Linked DNA regions of Homo sapiens: all the other regions are linked to region 3. Evidence: chromatin loops called from intact Hi-C (ENCODE). Cell type or tissue: PC-3. All regions are shown on one strand. Each heading gives the region's core, and the rest is flanking DNA. Links, peaks and the distances in the headings are about the cores only. Region 1 overlaps DIP2C (disco interacting protein 2 homolog C). Region 2 overlaps ZMYND11 (zinc finger MYND-type containing 11). Region 3 overlaps ZMYND11 (zinc finger MYND-type containing 11).

Region 1 (10,294 bases), core at 1,016-9,015, 89 kb after region 3:
TTACATCAAATGATTAATTGTGATTATCTCAGGGTAGATGGGTTTATGACTGTTATTTATAAGCTAAAGTGTATTTTCTGATTTTGTTTTCTAAAATATTCTTTTATAAAGAAAAATAAATTCAATGTATAGAAAATTCAGAAACATTTCAGGCTTTCCTTATTAGGACTCATGAGCAGTGTGGTCCGTACATTTAATGTACCAGGCATGTCCTGTGTGCTGGGCTCTATGGAGAGCCAGGGAGCGAGAGGTGGTTTCTGCCGCTGGATCCTGGGCTTCTCCACTCTGCTTGTTTCTATCACCATCAGGTTTTTTTAATTTTGCAGATTCTAGAAAATGAGTGTTTCCAAAGACCAGCTCTGCCTGTAGCCTCTGCACTTACGGCTGCCTTCGCTGGACTCTCGCCCGCACGACTCCGCCCTTTCACTGTGCTCTGCTGAAGCGTTCCTGACTGCCCTCCCCCAGAACGCCTCCCCGTGTTCGTGGCACTCTATCCTCTCACTGCTCGCTTTTACTAAAATGAGTCACTTCCTGAAAAAATTATCTACATGCCTACCGTCCAACTCACTGACTGTGAGAAATGTTTGATGATGGCACAAACTTTGTCATAAGTTTCTTTGTAGTAAAATTTGACATAGGCTGACATGAGCCCCTTCAAGTCTGGGGCCCCCACCCTTCCTTGCTGCAGGAACACTGGCACATGTGATACTGAGCTGTGGCATCATGCATGGCATCTGTGCCACATCACCTCTCACAAAGCCAGAAACCTAATTCCGAAGCACACCTGCCCTCAAAGATTCTGGGAAGGGGAGGTGAGCTCGCATTGCTTTGTACATAAATTTAATTTCTCTCTGCTGGTAGACACTTGGATACTTCCAACTATTTTCCAATACTATGCAGACAAGGAAATGCTGACCGAAAGGAGTTAGGGATAGGTCAAGTAGAAAACTGAACATGGACAAAAATGCTTAAAGATGCTGCCAAGATTGCAAAATAACGCCATGACCCATGATTAGAATACTGAATTTTGATTTAGCGGTCATATTGACAGAATTGTCTTCTGCACAAGAACATATTGCCATTTCCTATTAAGAATACAGAACCGTGCTCAACACTCCCACGGCGCACATTCATTCAATATCCACCACGTGTCAGGCCCCGCCCTGGTGCCGAGGTAAGGACGGTGGCACGCTTCAGAAGCCTTGTGGAAAACACCAGCACGCCAACTCTGTTCTTCATTCTGTCCCTTTCCTGCGCTGTTTTTCTTTCATCTCCATGTTTTGGTTCTTTTTTCACGTATTTTATCTTCTCCTACTGAGCGTACTCCTTCCTTGTAAACCATCTTAAAACATTTTGGGGCTGGGCGTGGTGGCTCATGCCTGTAATCCCAGCACTTTAGGAGGCAAAGGAAGGCGGATCATGAGGTCAGGAGATCAAAACCATGCTGGCTAACACGGTGAAACCCCATCTCTACTAAAAATACAAAAAATTAGCTGCGCTTGGTGGCGAGCACCTGTAGTCCCAGATGCTGGGGAAGCTGAGGCAGGAGAATGGCGTGAACCCAGCAGGTGGAGCTTGCAGTGAGCCCAGATCACGGCAATGCACTCCAGCCTGGGCAACAGAGTGATACTCCATCTCAAAAACAAACAAACAAAAAAAAAACATTTTGGATCCAGGTGGATGGAAATAAATGAAAAAGTAAAGAGGAAAATAAATGTATGTACTCTACAAGAGGCCAATTTTACACCACACGCTGAACTCTGTCACCTGCTGGAGGGCACGATGCGACGGGTTACTCTCTGCTCTCTCCCTTCAGCGCCACCTTGACATTTTAAGAGACAAAGCCAGAAGCAGCAGCCTCGCCATGGCCAGTGCCATCTCTCACAAATCACTGATTTCCTCTTGCCCGGGGGTCCCTGTCACTGGTGGATGGAGACAAGTGAGACATCACACTATTGCTGAACTTAAGAAGCAGACTTCTGCATTTCCTATTTCTCCTAATGGGATAGATGGCGATAAACATTTATGAGGAACAGAAAAAGGTGAATAGGCAGAGAAAACTTCAATATTTTAAGAACTAGTTTGGTGAGATAAATCTAATTCTTCAGATGACCTCTTAGAAAAGGGTATTATTTTAATCATAGGACAAGGTTTAACTGACTCTTGAGAGAAATTTGGTAATTTATAATTTCTTAAAGATGGAGCTATTATAATAATTAAAAGAGAAGCAAGACAGAAGCAAGGAACACCACGTTTATGAAAATTAAAAAAAAGGCCGGGTGCAGTGGCTCACGTCTGTAATCCCAGCACTTTGGGAGGCCAGGGCAGACAGATTGTTAAGCTGAGGAGTTCAAGACCAGCCTGGGCGACATGGTGAAACCCCGTCTCCACAAAAAATTTAAAAATTAGCCAGGCGTGGTGGTGTGCACCTGTAGTCCCAGCCACGTGGGAGGCTGAGGTGGGAGGGTTGCTTGAGCCTGGGAGCGGGGGGCAGGGGGTTGAGGCTGCAGTGAGCCATGACGCCACTGCACTCCAGCCTGGGTGACAGAGTGATACCCTGTCTCAAAAAAGTAAAAGAAAAATCAAGAAAAGCTTTTTGCAGCTACTTTTTCTGAAGTGATCTCGGGAAGAGAGGAGGTTCCCTCCTCTGACCTAGTGGCTAACTCCAAGCACCTAGACAGGCGTGAAAAGGGCAGAGGGAGCCTTCGGAGGCTCACCCAGCAGCAACCTTAAGCAATCACTCTGGGATCACAAGTAGGATAGGGGGTGGGGAGAGGGAGGTGGAGGGATGCACACCAACCGTTTGCCTCACCAGCACCTGCTGAGAGGGAAGCCCTTATTCTTCCAGGAAGGAAATCCGCAGCTCTGCCTGCAGCTTGTCAGCCACTGTTAATGCAAGGCTGTCTTGCTAGAGCTGCTTCACTTACGCCTGTTTCCCAGAAGTGCGGCTTTGCGGTTTCTAAAATGCCATTGCAGCAGCAAATCCCAGAACCTGCTCAATGTCATTAAGTTCTTCCTACAGCGATCGTCTACACGCGTGGGACTAAGTACTTCGAGGGACTGGTTTCTTCATCTGTCTAGTATCTAATCTTTAAAAAGTCGAACAGCAGAGGTCTGGACAAACTGCTACCCCTGTCACAAAAGTTAAAATGTTCCAGGACAGAGTAAGTCCTATGAATGCTTGTTATGAATAATGGATACGAACGTAGACTGTAGTTTAAAGAAACAGAGATCTGCACCAACCGCATGCGTGTGACTGAAAGATCTCTTCTGGATGTAGCTAAGCATCAGCCGAGGGAGACGAGTGGAGCCAGTCTGTGCTGTACCCACCCCGGGAGCCACACTTCCCACTCAGCACTGTGATGTCGCCGAATCTCACCTGCAAGCAAATCGCCAGGTTCACCCTGCAACCGAACGAGGTGCTGACGGCCCGCGGGTGAAGGCCCAGGTCCTTAAACAGCTTTGAGAACGACTGTGTGAGTGCGATCCGAGGCCTCTCTTCCGCCACAACCACGCAGGTCCTCACTCGGGACAAGTCCAGCCCTCGCGCCTGGAGATGATGACAGAGAAACCGAGTCAGCCCCCACGTGTCGAGCTTGGAGTGAGCCAGAGACTCCTTCCCACAGATCCCCACGTAAACATTGGAAAACTCAACACAGCTATGCATTTCCAGGGCCACCTGTGTCCACTTCTTCAATATAACAAACCAGGAGTTGGTGAAAAAACATTCACACAACTATTCAAATGATTAAGAATGGAATTACAAACACGTCTCAAACAACCACCTGGAGCCACAGCAAGAACTGTTATGAGGAAAAAGGTTGAGGAAAAGCAACTTCCTGGCTGAGACGATGAAAGGCCGTTCGGGAAAAGAGAGCCATCTGATACATTCTTCTGGGCATGGATGTACCAGAACACACACTGGAGAGGAACGGGAAAAATCTACATGTAAAAGAGATGGGATCTTGCTATGCTGCCCAGGCTGGAGTTGAACTCCTCGGCTCAAGTGACCCTCCCACCTTGTGGTCTCCCAAGTAGCTGGGACTGCAGACATGTACCACCACACCCAGCCTGAAAACCTACATTTTAATATATAGGAATATAAAACTAAAATTTTTGGATGACTTCATAGACAGTGCTCCATTTATGTCCCATTACGCCAAGAATTTCTTCTCATTCTCAAGCGTGTCTGTTTCCACAGTAAGCAAAAGATTAACAACATCTCAGTTTCCACACCAAATTCAGTCAGCCGAGCACAACAGAAAAAGTCATACAGGAATTCAAGGAGTTAAGCTCAGCTCACTCTGTGGCACTACCTGGGCCGAGCAGAGGGAAAGTAAGGGAGCGACAGGAATGGCTTGTGAATGTGAAGGCGAGCCGTGAATGTCTGCGTCTTGGAGTGGAACCCAGAGCTGCTAAGGGGGCGGCCACCAAAACCCCAACCGTCAGGCCCTGCGAACCCTTTCAAGGCAGCCTCGGCACACGGACAACCGACAAGGGTCCTGAGCAAGGAGGACGCACAGCTCGAGCTGGCTTTGACATTCGTGCTCAGTGTACAGACACGACTGTACACACAGAGTTAAACAGGAAAAACTCAAGTCTGGGTGACACAAATTACATATTCACACGCGCGCACGTCTGAGAGGTAAAGCAGCATGCAGCTGCAACAGCAGGTCTGAAGCCAAAGATTCTAAATTTGGCTCCAGGTTCGTTCAGCCTAAGAACCTGGAAAGGTTGCTTAATTTCTCTATGACATAAGTTTCCTCAGCTTTAAAATGGAGACAATAAGGGCTCCTATTTCAGAGAGCTATTGTAAGGATGAAATGAATACGTAAATTGCATACTGACCCTCAACTATGTCATGATTTTATTCTGGTTATTTATATATGTGCCAACAGGAAGGTCATGAAAATGTACTCACTTTCTAATACAATATAGATGAACATGAATAGTGCTAACTTTTTCCTATATAAAAACTTAAAATGATTGCACAATTACTTATGTTACATAAAGTTATCTTGCATTTTGCTTTCCTGTCCAAGCTTTATGCATTAGGAAAACAATGCAGGACAGATAAATGTACTGTTCCGTTATTGATCTCTGTGTAGATGACAGAAACACAAACACAATCCATGTATATACAAAGACATACACACATCCAAAGAGTACAAAGTCAGTTGAAATTTTATCAAAACTGGTCAGATGATTATTCCCTCCTAGTTACTTGGAGCTAAGGACTACTTAATTTACCATGAAGATATACGTATCAAAATGTCCTTGGTTTAAATGGAGGGAAATACTATTATTCTTACATAATAGCAATTATTAAAAAATGAAACACAACACTGTTAACTGAACTGTAAAATGAATTGAGCTTAGGGTCCAGACCCAGAAATCAGGGTCTCCAGGGAAAATAAAAGTGAGCGGCTAAATTCAAACCTACCTTCTTAAACACCAGTATCAAATAAAGTTAACATCACCTAAGATCTTCTGAACACTGAACACTTCAGAACACTGAATCCACCCAACAAAAAATCAAATTTAGGATCTTTCAAGTAGACCCAGTGGAATGACAGGCATTGAAAATATTTTACATTCTGGTTCGTTACTGTCTGTGGTCGTGGGGAAATATTCACGTTAAAAAGATTTTCATATAAAGGCAGTTTGTAAGCTTCAGGTGACGTTAGATTAAACCCAGGCTTTGTTTTGGAGGACTGTTTTAACTTCACCCCATCACAGATGTGCCTTCTTAGAAAGGAGTCCCTGTGGGCTCACAGGGCACTGAGCTGCCAAGGGAGCTGCTTACCTTGAGGGACTCTGTTTGCGAGCCCAGCCCCTTGGTGCACAGCTCCATCACGGAGTAGGAGCAAAACGTGTCTCGGACTTTGTACTGACTCACGGCAAGAAGCCACAAGGCGGGGTTGGTTTCCAGCTCAGAGGGCGGGATCAGGATGGACTGGTGCCCAGAATACACACTGCAGAGAAAGAAGAGGCTGTCAGGGCGGGAGCTCAGCAAGGCTGGAGCTCAGCAAGGCTGGAGGGCTCAGGGCAGCACTGACTCCAAGGAAAAGGAGGACTTGGAACAGCCCGTGCTGCCATCTGTAGAAGGGCACAGTAAAGCCAACGCTGCAAACTGCAACCATGTTCACGAAAGCCTTCTGAAAAGCAAATACGTACTACAGAATCATGGGGCAGTTCCTACCACTTTGAACACACATTTAAGACTACTAAACGCTGTGATGCTGTGATGTCTCTCAGACCTGCGACATCAGCAAACTGGATCCTCTTTCTTAGTAGAAAACACAGGGATCAAATTTCGGTTTAAAAAAAAAAAGTCCAGCTTCAGAACAGGAGCTGGCAAACCACAGACACTTCCTGTTTTTGTAAATAAAGTTTTATTGGAACAGGGCCACCACCACTCATTTGTTTAAATATTGTCTCCAGTGGCTTTGAGCTGAGTGGTCAGAGACCACAGAACCTAAAATATTTACCAAACAGCAATTTAATAAAGAGCAGGCCTATACCTGGTTTAGAAAACTGACAGCCAGGGTGAAAAAAAGACAATTATGGTAATTAAAGTTAGTCACTCAATCTTTTTAAGATCAGATTTTTACTAAAAAGGATCCCAACGAATTACCAAACAGAAGAAATAGAGAAAAATAACGATTCTTTAATTTTACCTTCATACTAGAGAACAGATTTAGAGAAATGAAAAAGTGATAGATTACATATTTTATCAATTGATGGGGTAAGTGTGGATTTAACAACTTGTCAAAACTACATTTTTAATGGTTTTAATTTTGTTTACTACTATGAATTCACAATAGATACCATACATTAAAATAAAATATCCTAGATAAATCACGTTCTAAGATTTACAATTTAATTAACGGGAACGTTCTGTTGCCCAGGCTAGAGTAGGGTGGTGTAATCATAGCTACCTGTCACCTCAAACTCCTGGGCTCCAGCAATTCTCCTGCCTCTCCTGAGTCAGTAGGACCACAGGTGTGCACCACCATGCTTGTTTTTTTTTTTTTTCAGTGGTAGGGTCTATGTTGCCTAGGCTCATCTTGAACTTCGGGGCTCAAGCAATCCTCTCTTGTTCCTGCTGTGGCCATGTAAGATGTGCCTGGCCTCCCAAAGTGTTGGGATTACAGGCATGAGCCACCATGCCCAACCTACACAATTTTTTTTTTTTTTTTTTGAGACAGGGTCTCACTCTGTCACCCAGACTGGAGTGCAGTGGTGTGATCTGGGTTCATTATAACCTCTGCCTTTCAAGCTGAGGCCATCCTCCCACCTCAGTCCCTGAGTAGCTGGGACTACAGATGCACAACACTATGCCTGGCTAATTTTTTTTTTTTTTTTTTTTGTAGATACGGTTTCGTATTGTTGCCCAGGCTGGTCTCAAACTCCTGGCTTCAAGTACTCCTCCTATCTTAGCCTCCCAAAGTGCTAGGATTATAGGCATGAGCTGCCATAAGAGGCCTACGCAAAATTTTATCAGTGAAACAGCACTATGATTAACGAGTTAGGCCTTGTTAACTACTATGCTATAATACTAAAGCCAGTTCTTTAATGTAGCCAATCTCATCTAAAAATTTTCATAATTGTTTATAAGAGAATCCAACTAAAGAAATGTAAGGAAGTTAGGTTGGCTAACAAAATTTATTTCAAACGGGACCCTTAGTATGAAAAACTACTCTTCGGCAAATGTGACAAAGGCGTTTTTGGGCAATTTTCCATTTCTTTCCTCATTCTTATTCCAAAGCTTGATTTATTCTTTTCAAAAGGACACATAGCCCTCTGTGTCTGTGGGTTCCTCACCCCTGGCTTCAACCATGAATCAAAGATATTCATGAAAAAATCTGCATCTATACCTAACTTGTAGATTTTCTTATCATTAGTGACTAAACAACATAGTACAACTATTCACACAGCATTTACATTGTGTTAGGTATTACAAGTAATCCAGAAATTATTTAAAACATGAGAGAGGAAGTGCATAGGTGATGTGCTCGTATGATGCCATTTTATATCAGGGACTTGAGCATCCTCGCTCTTTGCTTTCTGCAGTGGTCCCGGAACCTATCTCCTCCGTGGACACCGAGGGACGACTTTCTAGCAAATAGTGACCTTTCCAAGGGTTTAATACTTTGAGAACAGGGTTAGGCACATAAGGGGTGAATATCAGGCCTCGAATTTTTACTCTGCTGTAAACTGGCCATTTCATCTTAGTTTTAAAAATTTTACTGTGGTAAAACATATGTAACATAACATTTACCATATTAACCACTTCTTTTCTTTTTTTCTGAGACAGAGTCTTACTTTGTCACCCAGGCTAGAGTGCAGTGGTGTGATCACAGCTCACTGTAGCCCTGACCTCATGGGCTCAAGTGATCCTCCCACTTCCCAAGTATCTGGGACTAGAGGCACGTACCACCATGACTGGGACTAGAGACTAGAGGCACATACCACCATGACTGGCTAACTTAAAACTTTTTTTGTGGAGATGGGGTCTCACTATGTTGCCCAAGCTGGTCTTGAACGCCTAGGTTCAAGCAATCCTCCTGCCTCGGACACCCAAAGTCATTTTAACCATTTCTAAGTGTCCCTGGAAGTGGCTTCCTCAAAAATACACATCAGCATTAATGATTTGCTCTGTCAGAATTGTCAGCACACAACGGGCTTGGGAACCCAGTGTGAATTCCTGGCCAGAGAATTTCAAATATACTTGTGAAAACTAAATATAGTTTCACCTCCCTCCTCATCACCATAAATAAGAAATCAACATTAAGAAAACACAAATCTTGACAGCAGAAACAAATAGAAAACCCAACTCATGATTTCCTAATTGCCCTTACCTCACTCAATACAGCAAATTTTGATTAATTGCTGTATTAGCCAAAATTGATTTTTGGCACTGGCAATAAATTCTGCTATGGACAAGACAAACCTACTTAAGAGCAGGTTGCTTATTCTCAAGACATTATTCTCTGAGAATGTTGGGAACCTGAGCTGTTCTTCAGATCTTAACTTCAAAAAGAATAAAAATAGACATTTTGGTAAGTAATACACATTCGCACATTAGCAATTTGATGATTTCAGATTACTAACCTGACAAAATATACCAACAACTGAAAACTCTCCTAACTTGGGAATTCAACAAGACAGGTTCATCTCACCTGGGGGTCCTGGGTCATACCCTGTCTGCCAGCAGGCATGCCATCCAGCCCAGGGTCTCCCTACACACTTGAGTTACTGCAATGAAGCACTTTATTATTTTTTATTGTTGAGACAGAGTCTCACTCCGTCGCCCAGGTTGGAGTGCAGTGGTGCATTCTTGGCTCAATGCAACCTCTGCCTCCTGGGTTCAAGTGATTCTCCTGCCTCATGCTCCTGAGTAGCTGGGATGACAGGCGTGTGCCACCACGCCAGGCTAATTTTTGTATTTTTAGCAGAGACGAGGTTTCATCATGTTGGCCAGGCTGGTCTCAAACTCCTGACCTCAAGTGATCCACCCACCTCAGCCTCCCAAAGTGCTGGGATTACCTGCATGAGCCACCGCACCCGGCCTATTCTTTTTAAAACACCCGTCGGCTTTATTTAGGTATACTTTGCATACCCTAAGTTTCACTCATTTTAAGCACAGAATGGCTTTTAATAAAATTGAAGAGTTGTAAAATGGTCACTACTCTAGAACATTCCCATCACCTGAAAGGGATCCCGTGTCCATCTGCAGTCAGTCCCATTTCCAGCCCTAGCCCCAGTCATCATTCTACTTTGTTTACAAATTTGCCTTTTCTGGACACTGCCTACCACACAGCCACACTTCCCTCCCTCAGCAGGTGCTTCTGAGCTCATCCTGTGCAGAAGCACCCACCATGTGGACGTGGCAGGCGTCACCTGTTCAGTCACCTGCTAGCGGATACCTGGATTGTTTCCTTGTGTTGACCGAGGTTCCAGGGAACTTACACCAAGTCTCTGAGTGGATGTTCGCTTTCCTTTCTCCTAGGAGTGCAGCTGCTGAGTCAATGCAGCAAGTCTGCTTAATTAAGATCATGCCAAACAGTGGCTTCCCCATTTTACATTCCCACTATCAATGTATGAGAATTCGTTTTTCCACCTTCTTGGTTACTGTTGCTTTGCAGTGTAAGTTTTGAAGTCAGAAAACACGAGCTCTCCAACTTTATTTCCTGTGTTTTCGGTGACAGCATTCTAGTGGGTGTGAAGTGGTATCTCACTGTGGTTTTAATTTGCATTTCCCTAATTAACGCTAGGTATCTTTTCACGT
Region 2 (10,294 bases), core at 1,149-9,148, 62 kb before region 3:
AAGACAATGTGGCATTGGTGACAGGACAAATAGATGGATGGAACAGAATAGAGAACCCAGAAATACTCACATAAATACAGTCAGTTCAACTTTTACCAAGGAGCAGAGGCAATACATTGGAGCAAAAAATAGCCCTTGAGGAAATGGTGCTGGAACAAATGGACATCCACTTTCAGAAAAAAAAAAAAAGAAGAATCATCTAGGCAAAGACCTTACATCCCTCACAAAAATTAACTGAAAATGGATCAGAGACCTAAATGTAAAATACAAAACTGTAAAACTCTTAGGCAATAGCATAGGAGGAAACCTAGATTACCTTTTGTGTGGTGATAATATTTTAGGTACAACAGCAAAGGCATGATCCATGAAGGAGAGAATTGATAAGCTGGACTTCGTTAAAATTTAATACTTTTGTTCTGTCAAAGATAATGTCAAGAAAAATTTAATACTTTTGTTCTGTCAAAGATAATGTCAAGAAATTGTGATGACAGGCTACAGACTGGGAGAAAATATTTGCAAAAGACACATCTGATAAAGGACCATCAAGCAAAACATACAAAGAACGTCTAACATTAAATAATAAGAAAATGAAGAACATGTTCTAGAAATGGACAGAAGGGCAAAGGTGGGAGGATCACTTGAGGCCCAGAATTGGAGACCAACCTGGGTAACATAGCATAATCCTGCCTCTCCAAAACATTAACAAATAAAACATGAGCAGGGCATGGTGGTGCATGCCTGTAGTCCTAGCTACTCTAGAGTCTAAGGAGGATCGCTTGAGCCCAGGAATTTGAGGTTATAGTTAGCTTTGACTGCACTTCAGACTGGGTGACAGAGTGAGACCCTGTTTCAAAAATACTAAAAAAAAAATTTTTTTAAGGGCAAAAGACCTGGCTGGACACCTCACCAAAGAAATACAGATGACACATAAACATATGAAAATACATTCAATATCATATATCATTAGGGAATTAAAAATTAAAACATCAATGAGGTATTACCACATACTTATAAGAATGGCTCAGATCCAAAACACTGACAATACCAAATGTTGATGAGGATGTGGAACAATAGAAGCGCTCAGTCATTGCTGGTGGAAGTGCAAAATGGTCCGGTCACTTGGGAAGACAGTTTGGCAGGTTGTTATACAACTGAACATTTTCTAACCGTACGAACCAGCAGCTACACTCCTTGGTATTTACCCTTATGAATTGAAAACTTATGTGCACATAAAAACATGCACATGGATGTTTATAGCAGCTTTGTTTTGATTGCCAAAACTTAGAAGCAACCTTTCCTCGAGTAGGTGAATGGATGAACTGTGTTATATGCAGCCAGTGGAATGTTATTCAGTACTAAAAAGTAACAGTCTATCATGCCATAAAAAGCTATGGAGGAAACTTAATGCATATTACTAAGTGAAGGAGGCCAACCTGAAAAGGCCACATACTGTATGATTCCAACTGTGTGACATCTTGGAAAAGGCAAAACTGTGGAGACAGTAGTAAAAAGACCAGTGGTTGCCAAGGGTTAGGGAAGGAAGGGATGAATAGGTGGAGCACAGACAATTTTTAATTCAGTGGAACTATTCTGTATGGGCACTACCGTGGCACATGCTTGTCATTCATACATTGGTCAAAACCCATGTGCACTACAGTGGCACGTGCTTGTCATTCATACATTAGTCAAAACCCATGGGCATTACAGTGGCACATGCTTGTCATTCATACATTGGTCAAAACCCATGAGTACTACAGTGGCACGTGCTTGTCATTCATACATTAGTCAAAACCCATGGGCATTACAGTGGCACGTGCTTGTCATTCATACATTGGTCAAAACCCATGAGTACTACAGTGGCACATGCTTGTCATTCATACATTGGTCAAAACCCAAGGGCACTACAGTGGCACATGCTTGTCATTCATACATTGGTCAAAACTCACGGGCACTACAGTGGCACATGCTTGTCATTCATACATTGGTCAGAACCCATGGGCACTACAGTGGCACATGCTTGTCATTCATACATTGGTCAGAACCCATGGGCACTACAGTGGCACATGCTTGTCATTCATACATTGGTCAGAACCCATGGGCACTACAGTGGCACATGCTTGTCATTCATACGTTGGTCAGAACCCATGGGCACTACAGTGGCACATGCTTGTCATTCATACGTTGGTCAGAACCCATGGAATGTACAACACCAAGAGTGAACCCTAATGTATACTGTGGACCTTGGGTCATAATGATATGTCAGTGTAGGTTTGTTGATTTTTAACAAATGTATTGCTCTGGTGTGGGATGTTGATAATAGGGGAGGCTGTGCATGTGCATTTGTGGGGCCAGGGAGTATGTGGGAGCTCTGTATTTTCCACTCAATTTTGCTGTGAACTTAAAATTGCTCTAAAAAATAAAGTTTACTAATCATAATTTTAAAAAAGTAATTCTCCCCAGCACTTTGCGAGGCCTAGGTGGGCGGATCACCTGAGGTCAGGAGTTCAAGACCAGCCTGGCCAACATGGCGAAACCCCATCTCTACTAAAAATACAAAAATTACCCAGCTGTGGTGGCGCACGCCTGTAATCCTAGCTACAACGGGAGGCTGATGCAGGAGAATCACTTGAACCTGGGAGGTGGAGGTTGCAGTGAGCCGAAATCACACCATTGCACTCCAGCCTGGGTGACAAGAGCGAAACTCCGCCTCAAAAAATAAAAAACAAAAATAAAAAACTACAAAATATAATTGCGTATTTTTCTGATTTGAGTGTAGAAGGACTTCTGATCACAAAAGCAATGATAAAGGAATACATAGCTAGATTTCAGTAAAATTGTATTTAGTGTTTATTAAGAGGCAAAGAGAAAAGCATTGTATGGATAAACCTAATATAAAAATTAATATATAAATGGGAAAATGGTATGAATAGACAATGAAAAATAATTTAAAAGTGCTAATACACTTTGGGGAAAAGTAATAATATTTGATGCAAATATTTGAAAACATTTTATGCAGTATACTGATAAAAAACCTGAACCTACCACCAGAAGTAAAAATCGAACCTATTTGGTGTTTTGAATTTTCACACTGTGCTCCTCCATCTCTCTTCCCTGCACCCTCAACTGTTCTTGTTAACTATTGTGTTTATCGTTTCCTTAAAGCAGTTTTCACAAATATGTATATATCACCAAGCAACTTCTTGTTTAATTTTGCTTATTCTTAAGTTTTTTTCTGACGTGTTTTCTCCTTTATTCTCCCTTTTGCCCTCACCCCAGTTTGTGTAGAAGTAGTGTGGATATAAAGTGACACTTCTGTAGACTGAGGAGATTGCAGTACATCTGGATTTGTTGGGATAGAGAATATCAGTATCACCTAGGGGCTTATTAAAGTTACTCAGAAGTTTTTGCTACTTTTTATTTTTTTTTTTAACTACAGGCTTCTTGAGAATCATGGTCTACTTTTACCAAAAGGAGCCTGTAATATTCCTCAAATGTGTTGGAGCAGAACAAAGATTGAAGACTGTATTAATGATCTCTACAAAGAGTCTTCTGTTCTTTCTTTTTGATGTCTCAATCTTTGATAAAACATAAATGAAGGTTCACTCTGGGCTCTTGTTATTTACATAACAGCTGAAAAAAAGTGAATTTAATAATTTTATATTGAAGGTTTAGTATGTTCAAAATTGCTAGGCACCTTGAAAAACATGAGTTATAAAAATGAATAAGACGTATCTTAGTTGAATTAAAACAATTCTTTTGAGGAATTTTGTACAAAATACTTTTGTACAAAAGCAATACATTTGTAAGAGATGTATAAACAAATTGATATTAGAATACAGAGGACAATTGAGTTTTATTTGGTTTGATTCCAGGAGAAAAGCCTGGTCAGGGAAAATTGCATTAAAGTAGATCCTAGAAAGGATAGGGAAATTTTTAATAATTGGTAAGGGGCAGGGGAGAACATTCCAGGGAGAGAGAACTGCATAAACAAAGAGATGGAGGTGTGAAGTTTGGGAGCATAATTGGGAACTGTGAGCAGTAATGCAATGTGCACTCAGATAAGGATGGACTGTAAGATTTGGTTTGGCCATATCAACAAGGACCTTAAGTAATCAGCTCTCTGTACCCAGGATTCTAAGACTTTCTTTTTATTGATGAACACTCAAATTGCTGTTCTTTTCTTATATCTAGTCACATCACTAGTCATGTACTGGATGAGAGAAGGATTTTTGTCCGTTTTGCTTATTGCTATATCCCTAGAGCATAGAAGAGCACCTGGTGTGTAACACGCATATATGAATTATATGTTAAATGAGTGAATGAATTTAGATTTCATAAGAAAGGATAATTTATGGTTGCACTTTAAAGAGATCTTGCCTCCATGGGTCAAGTTGTTTTTGGTACCTTTGTAATATGCCTCAAACTTCATTGTATTTCTCTCACTTGGATTTGTCTTTCCCTGGCATTTTTTGCAATGTTCTACGTGGGCTCTTATAACTAATGATCATCCTCCTTATAGTGTACCTGTATTACAAGGTATGTTTATTTTCTGTGACTTGATTCAGGTAGTTCTCAAAATCTTTGATTTTTAACTTCACACCTGTTTTTCTGAGATGTAGCATTGCTTCATTCTTTAATCTTGATTTTAATCATTTCTGGGAATCTGTGACATCACTTTTAGAGTTTCTGCTACTTAGTCCCCACTACATTCTTCTGGTTATGTTATATAAATAGTTACATTTACTATTTATTATGGTATTATTTTAAAATGTTAGCTTTGCTGTTAAATTTAACATTTTACATTTTACAGCTTTGCTGTATTTTTTATAGTTCTGAGCAAATTATTCATATTCTTACATATCATGAATTGTGAAAAAAAATTTACAAGTTGACTTGTTACCTATACCTATATGTATTATTCTTCAGTGTTTGCTCTAGAAATTATAATATGCATCCTTAATTTACAATAGCCTCCCTTGAATTAATATACTACTACTTGCGTAAAATATAGGAAATTTATAATAATATATTTCTGCTTACTCCCACTTCCCTTCCTTTGTGCTTTGGTTGTTATATATTTTATTTCTACGTGTGTTATAAGCCTAATGACATCTATCAATTATTTTTATCTTTGCTTTAAACTGCCAATTATCTTTTAAAGAAATTAAGAAAGGGAAAAATTGGCTTTTACATTTTCCTACATATTTACCATTTTGCAGAGTTCCTCATCTCTTTCTGCTGAAATTTTACCTCAGCGAGAAGTAGTGTCTCCCTTGTCTGAATTTTTATAGCACATATTGTGGACCATTTATATGTCATATATGACCTTACAGTTAGTTCCATGTATATGTCAAATTTCCTCTGCCAGTTTTAGATTATTTTCTTGGCAAGGGTCGCCGTTTATACAGTTTTAACTACTTCATTGTGTCTAGCACAGTGCCTTAGATAAAGTGGACACCTGTATATATTTTTAACTATGTAAGAATGAGTGAAACTTTGTTCATTTATCTGAGTATTTATATAATCTCACAGGATTGAGTTGTATTATTACAGTTCACCATTAGATGTCACTTTCTGACATATGTTAAATCCTTACCAATGAATTCCTTCCATTAAGGCATATTGGATTCTGAAAGTTGGTGCTCCAACACAAGTGCACTTAAACAGATAAATTTTTGTACATTTAAAAGTGATTACTGTCTAAAATGGAAGTGTTCCTAAGTTATAATTTTTATATTTTCATTATGTATAAATTTATACAGAACTAACTGATTTTCCTAAAGTTTTCTTTAGAACTTGAATACTGGTATTGTTTTTGAATTATTTGCTCTGTGGAGCAGCTTGGAACTATTAGAAGTAATAGTGTGAGAATATTCAGGAATACCTTTAAACATGTTCAAAATGTATTCTGATGGTGGTGTAATTCTGAAAGACATCTTATTTTAGGAGCCTGACTGACCCAGTTTTCTCAGGTTTTGATAGCAACTATATAGTTTATTTGTGTTTGCCTGAGAAAGGAGGGGAACTGAGTAGGCTGTGAAGAAACACAGAGGTAGAGAAAAAGGAGATTCCTGTGGCTGTCTTGGCCAGTCATGGAACACAGCAAAGTGCTTCCCTCCCTCATTCTCTAAACTTAAAAGATAGGAAAGGGCAGGTCAAGGAGATTTCAGCAATCTCAGAAGGCTTAATGTTCACTGTATATTTAAGAACCTAGATTTTAAACTCAGCATGATAACATGTATGATCTAGAGAGATGTTTCAGTGCGTCCCCAATGCTAGGATTCATGACAAACGCTTACCAGATTCCTACAAGCACGTCTCTCCATGCTGAGTTAAGAGAATCCTCTCTGTGATACCACTGCTCTCCGGACATCCAGGGTTTAACCTCTTTTCTTTCCCCATCTTGCCAGGAGACAGCAGGAAAATTATTGGGAGGTGGGAGGTGTGGTGGCAGTTTTCTTCAATTCATCTGGAATACTAAAATTTGAGTAAAATAACAATGCTGTTTCCTAATAGTGTAATAAATACCCCCAAAACTTACACCTAATCCAAGAATGTTACCATTCTTCATAATTTGTGACCTTCTAGTGTTCTGTCCCTCAACCTTTCACATCTCATTCCAGGAGTAACTTTCTTATATTTAATGTTCATGGTTTGATTTAAAATAATATTGTTTTCATATATCTATGTATGTATATAAAATTTGATTTTTAAGCCATGATTATAATAAACTAAAGTGCCAATTAGAATATTTAAATTCCATTTTGTATTGATCAAATTACAAACAACGCGATGTCAACAAATGAAGTTTTATCTTGGAGTATTTCTGTGTTTTAGAATAAACTTAAATGCATTTTCTGAAAGTATATTGGTATGAAGTGACCACTTATCCTTCCTGGGATAACCTTTTTAACTTTTTGGCTTTTAGAATGTCATTCTTCATGATGTAATGAAATGAATGATACTTTATATGAAGTAACTGGTGATGTGGATGGTAGAAAAAAATAGAAAGTGGGCAATACTACATACTAAGTATAATCAATAGTTGAGAGGTCCTGATAATGTTACTCACTTATACTGATAATTCATTTTGTAATCTGTTTTTTTCCCTTATGTTTTTGTTTATTACTGCAGCTAAAGAAGTAAACAGGTCATGGCACGTTTAACAAAAAGACGACAGGCGGATACAAAAGCTATCCAGCATCTTTGGGCAGCCATTGAGATTATACGGAACCAGAAGCAGATTGCCAACATTGACCGTATTACAAAGTAAGTAAATTTAAACACAAATATCTCTGTAAAATGTCGTAGAAGACTTTGGGGGAAAGGCCAAAAAAAATTTTATCTGTTATGCTAATCAACATATATTACAAAGAACTGAAGACACTTTTTGCTTTGCAGGAGTATTATTAGAAAAACAAACACAGAAACATACACAAACAACTTGTGTTTAGAAGTTTCATAGAAAAATTAGATAAGGAAAATATCACTATATACTATTTATAATAGTTTTTTAGTTAACCAAATTTTTAACTCTATTTATTGATTTATTTATTTTGAGACGGAGTCTCATTCTGTTGCCCAGGCTGGAGTGTGGTGACCCGATCTCAGCTCATGGCAACCTCCGCTTCCCGGGTTCAAGTGATTCTCCAGCCTCAGCCTCCCAAGTAGCTGGGATTACAGGCACCCGCCACCACGCCCAGCTAATTTTTTGTATTTTTAGTAGAGAGAGGGTTTCACCATGTTGGCCAGGCTGATCTCAAACTCCTGACCTCGTGATTCGCCCGCCTTGGCGTCCCAAAGTGCTGGGATTTACAGGCGTGAGCCACTGCACCTGGCCAGAGATTCTTTTATTAAAAACACCTTTAGTGAATCACTTTTATGTAGCGAAGCTATCTAAAAACAGTCTACTGTTTATTACTAATTTTAACATAGGATAGGCATGGTATGTGTAGTAAGAAACATCTTACTACTTTATAGCCCACTAACAGAATTTTTAACAATTTCCTTCTGTATTTTAGAAATCATGTTAAATAAACATTCAGTTTTAAAGAAGAAAATTGTCCACCCCCATCCCCTAGTTTCTCATGCTATTTATATGGGTAGACAGATTCAGGATACCAAAAAAAAAAATCAAAGTACCTTATGAAGCTTCTATTTACATGTTGTATGCTAATTATAAGGGAGTCTTCAATTAGGAACTTGGTTTTGTTTTGTTTCTCTGGGTATTCTTAAAGATATAAAGCTAAATTTATCTTTTTTAAGTGTTTGGAATTTTAAAAATAATTTAGAGAAAATTTCTTGATACTTTTCACATTCTTTAGATGCTATGGGTAGAAATGGAGAATGGGAGTAATTTACAAAACTCACTTAAATAAATGCTTTTTTTGGCCTTTATTAATAAGTAATATATTGAGTTCCATGTATTTTTGTCCTTTCCCTGTATGCTGGTGAAGAAGATTACAAAGGCTACTTAACGATGGGCTCAGTGGCTCACGCCTGTAATCCCAGCACTTCAGCAGGCCAAGGCTGGTGGATCGCCTGAGCTCAGGAGTTTGAGACCAGCCTGGCCAACATGGTGAAACCCTGTCTCTGCCAAAGATACAAAAATTAGCCTGGTGTGGTGGTGCACACCTGTGGTCCCAACCACTCAGGAGGCTGAGGTGGGAGAATCACTTGAGCCTGGGAGGCAGAGGTTGCAGTGAGCCGAGGAAAGGCCACTGCACTCCAACCTGGGTAACAGTGAGACCCCTGTCTCACAACAAACCAACAAAGAAACCCAAAGGCTACTTAAGAGGGAAGAAAAAAGGAGATAGAGAAGGGGTGAGGATATATGTGGCTCCAATTCTGTACTCGCCTTTGTGGTATTTTAAAGCTATGTACAACTCCTTGCTCCTATAAGATAGTAGAAGAAAAAAAAGATAATACTATGTGAACAATAAGAATAAAATAAATAGTACATTATTTTAATTATTATGCTTTTAAATAAAGCACATAATTTGGGGTATGATAACTACATGCAAATGATGTTGATGTAAAACATTTTAAAAAAACTCAGAGTACAAAACAGTATTTTCTTATGGTTGAGATTTTTAAAAAACCATCCTTTACATAAAAATTGCTTAGAGAAGAATGTTTAAATAAAATAAGGTTTTCTTTGGATTCAGCTTTTTAAATTAAAATCATGTAAACATGACAGCCGTTTCAGTTTTTCAGATGACCTTTGTTCATCTGTAGCATGTTTCTCTAGAAGCTTTAGGGACATTTCTCTAAGCAGCTATCAGAATCTCCCAGTGTGAATGTTGCTGTTAGATTGTGACCACCTTCTAATCTGGGAGTAAGATAATTAACTCCCACAGTAATGGGTGGCAGATACCTGTTGGATTATTACAACACGTGTGTGTACATGTATACACATGTTAAACTGTAGTAAAAGACATGGAGATTAACAGGATTGCCTGCATCTCATTTTGCATTATGTATTATTGATAAGCATTCTTTTCTCTCCTTTCTTCATCAGCATAGCCTTAACTGATGCCAAGGCTTATTTTTCTTCATGTTGTAAGGTCCATAGTTTTACAATTAAATATGAATAAATTTATTTACCTACCAGATAGTCTTGGTTTTTATTAGTCTCATCTAAAGATGAAAAAGAAAAAGAAAGAATCAGAGGTTAAGTGCTTAAGACTGGGTCCCAAGTGTTTCCTCTTCCTCATCTCATCTGAGAGGTATGCCATGTTTATTTTTATTATGTAGCTCACATCAGAGCATCCTGTACTTCCTTCATAACATTAATCACATTTGTCATTGTTTCCCTGCTAGACAGCTCCAAGAAAGAACTGTCTAGAAAATTGCCTAACCCGGCCAGTGCCTTTGCTTCTTGGCTAATATTAATTTCCTTGTTTATTAAACTTGCCTAAGGTAAGTTAGGAAGTAGCATTGCATTATGGCAGGAAGTCAGATCTTTTGCTCTAAAGCCTAATACTCCTATTCTGTACTCTCGGTAGGTAAATACTTTTCAAGCCTTAGATTCATTTTCAATCAAGTCGCTCTGCTTAGTCAAGTCCGAACATAAAGATAATCTTTTAAACTTTGCAGATATCTTAAGGTACTGAAGGCTGTAGTAGGGTTACTGTCAAGAATGCATGTTAGTCATTAAGTTTCATTTCTTATTTTGACTGATGAGTGACGCCATTATAAAAAAAGCTACACGGTTTTTGTCAAGCATTAAAAGTTGTGGGCTTTGGGGTGACTGGCTCTTAGCCTGGTACACCCTAAACACTCTAGTTTACTT
Region 3 (10,294 bases), core at 1,138-9,137:
GTGTGTGTGTGTGTGTGTGTGAAAAGCACTGGGGATCTTGTTAAAAAGGAGAGTGGTTTTAAGTGTTCTCACTACAAAAACCAGTTAGCTCTATTTCGCCATTGCACGTATTTCAAAACATCACATTGTACACCATTAAGTATATATAATTTCATTTTGTCAATTAAAATTTTTACAAAGTTTTTTAAAGAGTGGCTAACCAATGCTGCTGACTAAACAAATTTAATAACTAGAGTTCAATGTTTGTTTAAAGTTTTATCTCTCAACAGTGCCTGTGGCCAAATACTGTGCTAATAAATTGCTTGAGTGAGTTCTTCATATCCTCCTTCATGTGGCTGTGTCACTCATTTTAAATTCAGTTAAGTTCTTCTGTTAGTTTTCAAACAGAGAATTCTCAAGTTATATCAATTTGTCTCCCCCCGCCCCCACCAGAAAAAAAGATTATAAACCCAGGGCTCAGGAAATTTCATTGCACTTTATATTCCATATCTATGCCATGGACACTCTGTCTTGGCCATGCGTCAGTCACCTGAGGAATAAACAAATGAACAAGCAAATACGAATCACAGGCCCTGCCACCAGAAGTCACAACCCAGATGCTCAGCGAGTGAAGCCCAGCCACGTTGTATAAAAGTTTAGTCCATATCTCTGATGCGAGGCCAGGGTTGAGAAGAACTGCTCTGTAATTGGCGTAAACGGAGCAGCTGTGGGCACAGGCCACAAAGCGGCATAAGGAGAGGGCACTGACTGCGTTGCCAGAGAACCTAGGTGAGAAGTGGGGTCAGGAAGGTGCAGTGCAGACATGAGGTAAATGAAATTCAGTTTAGTTTCTCACTAATAAAATGTGTTTCCACTTGTTATTTAGATATTTTATGTGTTTATAAACAGTGTACGTACGTATAATCAATTCACTTAAGCCCTAGCTAAAAGTTCTCAGTTATGTGAGAAATATTTGTCCTTTCCTCTACTGTATTTAGTGTACTGAAGTGACTTCCTATGCTTACAGTTCTTTCAGGAAGAATTATACCATTGGGCAGAGAATCATTATCTAGTGACCTGAAAAAGTTAAAGCATCTATTAAAATAGTGGCCACACCCACTCATTTCCTCTGCAGTATGAACTGATGATGTTCGCGTGCCTGGAGTTTTGCCTTTGCTTCCTTTAGGCTGTTGTAATATCAGGGACTTTGACTAAGGAAATAGGCACACTTGTCCTTGTTTCCTAGCTGTTTAGAAATAACATGCGTAGAATCCTATTTTTTCTTCATGTGAAGTTAGACTTTTTTGGTGCAATAAATTGAGGAACCTAATTAGCTTGCAGGCTAGACTAAGAGTTGGAGTTATTACTGAGTAGATCCATGGTGCTCAGAAATGGAGATGTTAGTATGCAGCTGCGCTGTGCAAAGTGAGTGACACAGATTTTTAAAATTACCTTTTAAACGAAGAATAATGTTGTATTGAAATTCACCATTCATTATTGCTAATTTAAGATGTTCCCTCAAAGGACTTAGGCCATTGATATTGTTTGTAAAATAAGCGATTATCCCTTATGTCTATTATTTGTTTATCTAAAAATTAAGTTTTAAAATACCAAGAAAAGAAAAAATATATAATCCTGTAAGGATATTATATCAGGTACAACATAATATTTTAAAGTTCTCACCTTGTTACATTAGATGCTGTTTTTTTTATGCAAATGTCAAAGATTTCTGTCAGATATGTTGGAAAAAGAGCACTTTTAGTAAACTCTTTGCATACTATCTAAGTGTTTCATATATGTCTTTTACATGAATATAGACATAAGAATGATCAGATTTTGTACCTTTTTTTATTCTTTTTTTTTCAATAGAGCATTAAGAAGAAGAATACAAACAAACAGGAGATGGGCACATACCTCAGATTCATTGTCTCCCGCATGAAGGAGAGGGTGAGTCCTGCTCAGGGAATCTTTCAAAATATCCCAAAACACATTTTACTATGGTTCATTCTTTCAAAGTTGAATGATCGAGAAGTAACAAATATGTACATAGCAATATGAAGTGTGGAGAGCACCCCGTCATGTCATATTTCTTTTTTGCAGTAAACAGTTCTATAACAGGCAGTTAGATTTTCTTGTTTTGTCTGTTTTGGACATAGACATTTTGACATAAGCTACATGAGATTAGAAACATTTACATTTTTGAATTTCATTCATCAGAATGAACATTTTCATTGATGATGACTCTTTAAAATGAAAGGCAATTTTTCAAAATAACTATTCTATCACAACTTTAAGGAATGTCATATTAAACTATATAGTAGTATATGTACATTTTTTCTGTTAAGTTTTAAAGTACTTCCTCTGAGATTTTGCTTTAAAGGTAGAAAATATTGGCCGGGCGCCGTGGCTCCCGCCTGTAATCCCAGCACTTTGGGAGGCCAAGGCAGGAGGATTGCTTGAGCCCAGGAGTTCAAGACCAGCCTGGGCAAGATGGCAAGACCCTGTCTCTACAAAAATAAAAAATAAAAAGGTAGAAAATATTTTGAGCTTTAGGAATTGATGTCTTACCTGCCTTCCTTTAACCACATTTAAATTGATGTACTAACACCCTCTTAGGCTATAGATCTTAATAAAAAGGGGAAGGACAATAAACACCCGATGTACAGGAGGCTGGTGCACTCAGCTGTGGACGTTCCCACCATTCAAGAGGTAAAGTCGGTTTCTTTTATTTCCACTTCAAGTACATTTTCTTAACTAACAAGTTAAAGAATAATGTAGCAGTTAAGCAGATTTTGGTTGCTCTTCTTTCCTTGAAAGTGTACTTTTTTCCACTTCCTAAAACAAAAGACAGGCATAACTACCAAATGAAGCATTATTAATTTGTAAATTTCATGTGCTTACTCTAATGCAAATTAGGTGTCATCTTTAAAAGGCCTGGTTTTAAAGATGAGCAGCTTGTAGCTTCTTGATCCTTGTTGATTTAAGAAAATGCCTTACAGCCTGGGCAATTTAGCATTTCAGATGTAAAGAATGTTTTCCAGGTTTAGCAGTGGTACCTGAGAGTTCCTCTCAGAAAAAAAAGTAAAGCATAGAACTGATCTGCCGTCTTGGGAAACAATAAAATGAACAAAAAAAATTATGATTAGAAAAGTTAATTATTCTTAAAGGTCTTAATTTTACCAACTATAGCTGAGGATTGTTAGTTTGTTCACGTCCAGTAACAAATTGCAACAACATCCAGTAGAACACGTAGACATATTTGCAGTCAGGGTTACTGAATTACTGATTTTGCACCTCATGTGTCATGTTGGAAATTTAAAATCTTAACGCTTGGTCATTATAGCCTATAGGGAGACCACAGGAATAATTTTAAATCATCTTACAAGTTTCTTTTCTTTTTTTTTTTGAGACGGAGTCTCACTCTGTCGCCCAGGCTGGAGTGCAGTGGTGTGATCTTGGCTCACTGCAAGCTCTGCCTCCCGGGTTCACGCCATTCTCCTGCCTCAGCCTCCCGAGTAGCTGGGACTACAGGCGCCCGACACCACGCCCACCTAATTTTTTGTATTTTTAGTAGAGACGGGGTTTCACCGTTTTAGCCAGGATGGTCTCGATCTCCTGACCTCGTGATCTGCCCGCCTCGGCCTCCCAAAGTGCTGGGATTACAGGCGTGAGCCACCGCGCCCGGCCACAAGTTTCTTTAGTACCCAAGAAAGACTGTGGCTGTATTATTTCAATATAAGATAAGGGTAAATGAAGGTTTTTCCCTTAAAGTAACTGGTAAATCCTGGAACAAAACCAAGTAGTTTTAATTTTACCTCCTACCCCCAGCCATAGCCCCTTCTAAACTGTAAGACCTCTACAGAATATGTAAGAACCCAGACGCCCCTTCTTCCCCACTGCCTTTACTCATGCAGGTTCCTTCCTGTTGAAATCCTCTAAGATTTGTCACAGACAGGGACACCTGAGATGTTATTTTAAAATTATTTATAAACCAATTCCTAGCCCCAATTCAGAACTATAAATATATCTTAGTAGTTATGGTAAACTGTCACAGAGGCTAACAGTTCTGTTTTCAATCTCGATCCTCCTGTGTTGTAAAGAATGACAGGTGTGTGCTTAGGGTCTCACCGCCCACACTGGCCCAAGCATTCGTGCACTACCAAGCTTAGCAGCAGCTTTCTACATTATTGTCAAATGAGATGTTCAAGCCATTAAAGTTCACTCTGATAAATTAATGTAGTGTCTTTGTGGCTGCGGGATATCTGACCTGCCATGCTTCATTATACTATATTATTAAAACCGCAGGTGGCGTTGTTGGCTTCTTTTACACACATTCTCTGTCAATACTGTGGGATGGCAGTAGTCATCCTGATGTCATCCTAGAAAAGACTGCTTGTCCTGTGAACTTAGTCCAGACAAGTATTTTTACTGGTAACTCTTTTCGTCATTCTGTTTTTTGCCCTCTGCAGAAAGTGAATGAAGGGAAATACCGAAGTTATGAAGAGTTCAAAGCTGATGCCCAATTGCTTCTCCACAATACCGTGATTTTCTATGGAGGTTGAATATTTTTGTTTTTTTTGTATGCATTTTTAAACACACCATTTACATTCCATGTTGAACACTATCTTTTATAAAACATTACTTTCAAAGAATTAATACCTTAATGATCTACAAGTTTAGAGTATAAGGTTAGGAATATCTGGTGATATAGATTATAGAATGGACTGGCCAAAAACAAAATCATAGTATACTAAATGATGAAAACACAATTACTCTTTACAGTTTTATATGTATTTGTTTTAGCTGAGAGGTTTTTAATAAGCACTATGATTAATTCTGATCATTTCCCCACTAGTACCACATCATCCAAAGGTAAGGTCATTCTCTATACCCTGAGAATTAGTGGTTGTATTGGATGGAAAACAAAAGCTGCCTGTGTAATTTTATTTTGCTATCGTTATTTTAAATGGACATTTTGGTTTGAAATGGTAGATGTCTACTTTTGCAAACTGAAAGAAAAGGATAGTAACTTTGAGTCTTGTATTTGCAGACTATTGCTTATAGGTAATATCTATTTTTAATTACAGCAGACAGTGAGCAAGCTGACATTGCGAGGATGCTATATAAAGACACATGTCATGAGGTACTATTCATTGCCCAATAGTTATACTCTTTCTATAACTGAAATTAATTTATTTCAGGATTCCACTCTTATCTACATTTTAGTTGTGCCATTTCCTTTAAATGTCTTTTATTGCCGGGCGTGGGGGCTCACGCCTGTAATCCCAGCACTTTGGGAGGCCAAGTTGGGCGGATCACGAGATCAAGAGATCGAGACCATCCTGGCCAACATGGTGAAACCCTGTCTCTACTAAAAATACAAAAATTAGCTGGGTGTGGTGGTGTACGCCTGTAGTCCCAGCTACTCGGGAGGCTGAGGCAGGAGAATCGCTTGAACGTGGAAGGTGGAGGTTGCAGTGAGCCAAGATTGCGCCACTGCACCCCAGCCTGGTGACAAAATGAGATTCTGTCTCAAAACAAAACAAAAAAAGGTCTTTTATTTTCATGTTTGACATACATGAGGCAAAGGTAAGGACTGCTGTGATTGGCAGCAGATATTGTTACCTTCCTGAGGAATATTCAGTCTGAAGTGCTAACCAGTGAGGTCCGGGCAGGGCCCAGTCAGACCAGCCTCAGCTTCTGTTCCAACTGTGGCCTGAGACCAGCGACATGGTTCTAAGAGGACAGTGACAGGGTCTTCCAGTACCATTTATTGAAAACTTTAAAATTTAGGCTTAAAAGATTAAGAAACAAAATTCAACACTATTTATATACGTGAATGTTAATTTACATGGATACATTTTATATAGTTTAATGTGTATGTATATTTTATGTAGGCTAAAGTAGTTTCTTTTCTTTTTCAGCTGGATGAACTGCAGCTTTGCAAGAATTGCTTTTACTTGTCAAATGCTCGTCCTGACAACTGGTTCTGTTATCCTTGTGTATGTGAAATTTTTACCTCAAGTGTGTAACATACAGCTCTAAGGAAGTTTATTTCCAGTTTGGTTAAAGATTATAATTTTCTTCCTAAATTTTTAAAATATCATAGTATATATGGGTTTAATGAGTATAAACAACTGAAAAAAAGTAACAGGGCTTGTTATCCATTTCTGATTTTAAAATGAGATACTGAATAAAAATAAATATTGGGTCCTTTTTCTTTTTGAGACAGGGTCTCACTCTGTCGCCCAGGCTTGAGTGCAGTGGTGTGATCTCAGCTCACCGTAGCCTTGACCTCCTCCAGGCTCAAGTGATTCTCCCACCTCAGCCTCCAGAGTAGCTGGGACCACAGGCACACGCCACCACACCTGGCTAATTTTTGTATTTTTTGTAGAGATGGGGTTTTACCATGTTGCTCAGGCTGGTCTCAAACTCCTGAGTTCAAGCAGTCCTCCCGCCTCGGCCTTCCAAAGTGCTGGGATTACAGGCATGAGCCACCACACCCAGCGTCTGGGTCCCTTAATAAAGTGAATTTTTGTTTCTCCTTTCATCCTTTCACAAGAGACCTAAGGCTTTGCCTTTGTCTGTAGCTGTATAATTTCCCCAAAATAATACAGCTTCAAACCGTGCACTGACAAAGGGAATTCTGAGCATTCTTGGCCGGCAGCCTTGGCTGCCTGAGAGAAGCCAGCCCTGTGAAGACAGTACTGTGCCAGCCTAAAATTTCCCCATTTCTAACAAATTCCCAGGGGTGCTGGAGCTGCTGGCTCCCCAGCTGCACTTGGCCAAGCGGGTGCTCTTGTTTGCCACCGTCATACATGTGGATGGCCTTGCTCCAGTCCCGACCTCTTCTGAGGAATAAGGTTCATGTTGGCACTCTGATGCAAATATAAAATCAGTCAATCCCAGAAAAAAAATCTCGTATGTGTTTAGGAGTTATGAAAGAAATATTTTAGAAATAATGGATTATATGTGACTAGTTTAATATTAATGGTACACTTGCATTTAATACTTTAAAAGTAATATAACAAGGTAAAACATTTAATTTCCAGATACCTAATCATGAGCTGGTTTGGGCTAAAATGAAAGGTTTTGGGTTTTGGCCAGCCAAAGTCATGCAGAAAGAAGACAATCAAGTCGACGTTCGCTTCTTTGGCCACCACCACCAGAGGTAATTTGTGATCCCATGTTCAGCGGTCACAGCTGTGCTTATGAAGTCCTTAAGAAAGTTTGATGATTTCTCCATCAGAGATGCATGAAGTTTATTTTAAATTGGAAAAAAAAAACACATTATGCATCCAAGAATACGTTCCAAGATAAATTGTTTCCAGATATTTTTCAGATATTGTGTACTAAACAGGAATTTTTAATAACTGACACTGTTGAACTTCAGAAGCACATTACGGTTAAGACTGAATTTATAGTACAGTGGGCAGAAGGGCCTCAGAATGTGTCCATTCCATAATATGGTAATGGAATTACCATTACCATATTCACAGTTACTCTAGTTGCTCCAGCCATCTTCAAGGCTCAGTTAAAGACATATAGACTAAAATCGTCAATCTTGTGATCTTACAATGTGTGTAAATACCTGAAGCGTGCGTGGAAATAAGCCATAATAGGAATAAAGAATTCACATGCAATTTATTTGGTTCATTTAACACAGATATTGAGATAAGGTGAAAAAGTGACAGAAACCAGCTACATGATCTAAAAGTCATACTTTGTAAGGATTTAAATGAACAGTCCATGAGGTGTCTCCTGTCATGCCAGGAGGTTATTAGTGCATAGAGAAGCTACACAATGAGGGACCTTACTCCTCCCTGTGGTAAATTTTTACTTAGTCTTCATTAATTTAATTTAAACAGAAGTGTAGTTATAAGAAACCTATAAATACTGTAAATTTCCCAGAAGGTAGTTCTGTTCTTTCATAGGTAGATACACACTTACCTGACACTGTCATGTCAAGAAACATTAAATAATGATCCAATAAAATAACTCAATACAAAATGAATGTTTTAATTACATTAAGTGGTAATTTTTAACATATGCTTAATACATCATACTCGGATGGTTTCAGTTTCTTATCAGAATAGGCAAGGAAATAATGTATTTTTGGTAGGTTAGGGTAAGTCTTTATGTGAGATTGTGTTCTTGCTTCACTGTCTTCTACCCTAATCTTGATACATTAGTCAGTTTCTCTGAGCCTTAGCAAAATAAAGGCCTCATAAGAGTTTTTGTAAGGTTTAAAGAAATGTTGCTACAGAGAGACCTGAGCATAGTACCTAGCACATAGTGAGTACTCAATAAATGTCAGCTTTTATAATACAACAGATATTCAAGGAATAACGGGGGAAAGTTTGCTTCAATGTTTTTCACATTAAATAAAACACAGTTAACTTAGAAAAAACAAGAATTCAGTTATTTTTATAGCCATACTAATAGGTAAGAATAATCTGATAATTAGAACTTTTTATCTATATATTTTTCTTTTTCATCAACTTGCAAGTAGCTTTATACTGTCTTCAACCATGAGTGATATTAATAATGAGTTAACTTGTTAGATGTCATTCAGTATACTATGCAGAAAATATTTTTAAAGAATATTTGGGTTAGGCCAGGCACGGTGGCTCACGCCTGTAATCCCTGCACTTTGGGAGGCCGAGGCGGCTGGATCATGAGGTCAGGAGATCGAGACCATCCTGGATAACACAGTGAAACCCCGTCTCTACTAAAAATATGAAAAATTAGCCATGCGTGGTGGTGTGTGCCTGTAGTCCCACCTACTTGGGAGGCTGAGGCAGGAGAATGGCGTGAACCCGGGAGGTAGAGCTTGCAGTGAGCAGAGACTGTGCCACTTCACTCCAGCCTGGGCGACACAGTGAGACTCCGTCTCAAAAAAATAATAATAATAATGGTGCTAATCTGCAGCAGTCCTAGAGTAGTCTGTCACCTGAAGAGAGAATTAGGAAACATCAGATTACATTTTCAGAGGTATTTTTTTTCCGTCAAGCTTCTTAGGTCCTGGAAGATTTTATGTAAATAGTTCTAGACAGATGGGACTCTTGAGGACTTTATTTTAGAAAATAAGAGAGGTTGACAAACTCACTGTGTAAAATCATTTTCCTTTTTCCTGGATACAATGTGAACAATTTGAAGTGAAGGACTGGTTAGGATATACTTTATAGTCTTCCATATTAGAATGTTTATTTTAAAAAATTTGATACAATTATAATCATGAATTTTTAATTATTTAAGCAACTTATGCTCAAAAGGTTCTGGTTGATCAGGAGCCACTGGTTGCAAGTTTTGGCTAATTATTCTTCTGCTAGTCCATCATATCATTACATGTAAATGGGAGGAAAAAAAATGAATGGTTTTGTACCATTCCCTCCTAGACACGCAAATAGAATATGCTGCTCGTCGGAGACAATGAGCACGTTGTAAATCTCCAGCAAAAGAGTCGAGTATGATTGTGTTTACATGTGAGAGCTGCTTTAGTGAGCTTTTTGTAGGATTTGCAAGATTTCGCCTGCCAAAGAAAAGTAGCTGATAAGACCTGTCTTAAGGAGGCTAGATCTTTCTGCTGCGAGAGTGGCTGGTGGATGGCATGGCCCAGGCCAGGAAACCAGGTACAGACAAAAAAGAGGTAGAGCACTTCGGGCTCACTGACATCAGATCACAGAACCATTTTATTCTGCAAATGTAGTTAGAGCATTGGCAGACATAGAGCCAGATTAGACTATTCCTCTTGTTATTAGACTTACCTTAAATTGCGGGTGTTTGCTTTTTTATTTTTTGTAGATCAGAGAGCATACCCCGTGATAATCAGATTTCAGTTTAAAAAATTATCTACAGTACTGGAGTTGATTAAAGGAGAATAGAAGTACATTTAAAGAACAGATGTGAATCCACTTTATTTAAGATAAATAAGGAAAATACTCTTACAGATACAAGTTCATTCCAGGTAGTCAGCACTGCTTGTAACAGAATTCTCTCTCAAAAGCAAACTACTTTGAAAAAGTGAACAAACCACTTTTATTGAATTCCTACTACATAATAGGAAATCAGTAAATATCTGTTGATTGGAAGAGTAAATATATTCAAAATCTAATGGCAAGAAACTATTCCACAAGCATGATTTCATGTGTACTCTGCATTAGAGTTTAGTTTTTCAAAGTTCAGTTTACTTTGATATGGTTTTTAACAAAGTACTTATGCCAGATGAGACATAGTTGATATAATATTAACAATATATTCATAAATAATGTTATGGAAGTTCAACTCTAACAATTTTAGCTGTTGTTAGCATCTA

The links. Hi-C counts contacts between places; a loop is a spot of excess contacts. Peaks named below come from ENCODE experiments on the same cell type or tissue, not always from the same donor. Only the 100,000 strongest peaks of a DNase experiment are listed, where the experiment ranks them.
Region 1: it touches region 3 in a loop (6-fold over the local background); 2 of 110 quality-filtered maps call a loop at or near these places.
Region 2: a loop joins it to region 3, with 2.6 times the contacts of the local background. A loop is called at or near these places in 3 of 110 quality-filtered maps.

The regions. Positions count from the first base shown.
Region 1 is chr10:323,627-333,920 of GRCh38, forward strand. DIP2C (disco interacting protein 2 homolog C) reads right to left here. Exons shown (of 37, transcript NM_014974.3): 30 at 5,807-5,975; 31 at 3,380-3,550. Among named protein-coding and RNA genes, the nearest start is that of ZMYND11, 190 kb to the left of the region's middle. RefSeq lists an enhancer at 1-1,135. In PC-3, for the core only: no CTCF peak of the experiment used is centred there; a DNase peak (open chromatin) is centred at 5,925; H3K4me3 peaks cover 1,312 bases; H3K27ac peaks cover 1,950 bases.
Region 2 is chr10:172,860-183,153 of GRCh38, forward strand. ZMYND11 (zinc finger MYND-type containing 11) reads left to right here. Exons shown (of 15, transcript NM_001370100.5): 2 at 7,135-7,269. The coding sequence starts at 7,154. Among named protein-coding and RNA genes, the nearest start is that of ZMYND11, 43 kb to the left of the region's middle. In PC-3, for the core only: a CTCF peak has its summit at 5,539; no DNase peak of the experiment used is centred there.
Region 3 is chr10:234,990-245,283 of GRCh38, forward strand. ZMYND11 (zinc finger MYND-type containing 11) reads left to right here. Exons shown (of 15, transcript NM_001370100.5): 5 at 1,849-1,926; 6 at 2,596-2,688; 7 at 4,449-4,536; 8 at 5,067-5,122; 9 at 5,904-5,981; 10 at 7,032-7,150. It overlaps LOC107984190 (a long non-coding RNA gene), which reads right to left. Exons shown (of 2, transcript XR_007062025.1): 2 at 7,605-10,294. Among named protein-coding and RNA genes, the nearest start is that of ZMYND11, 100 kb to the left of the region's middle. In PC-3, for the core only: a CTCF peak has its summit at 4,283; a DNase peak (open chromatin) is centred at 4,332; H3K27ac peaks cover 771 bases.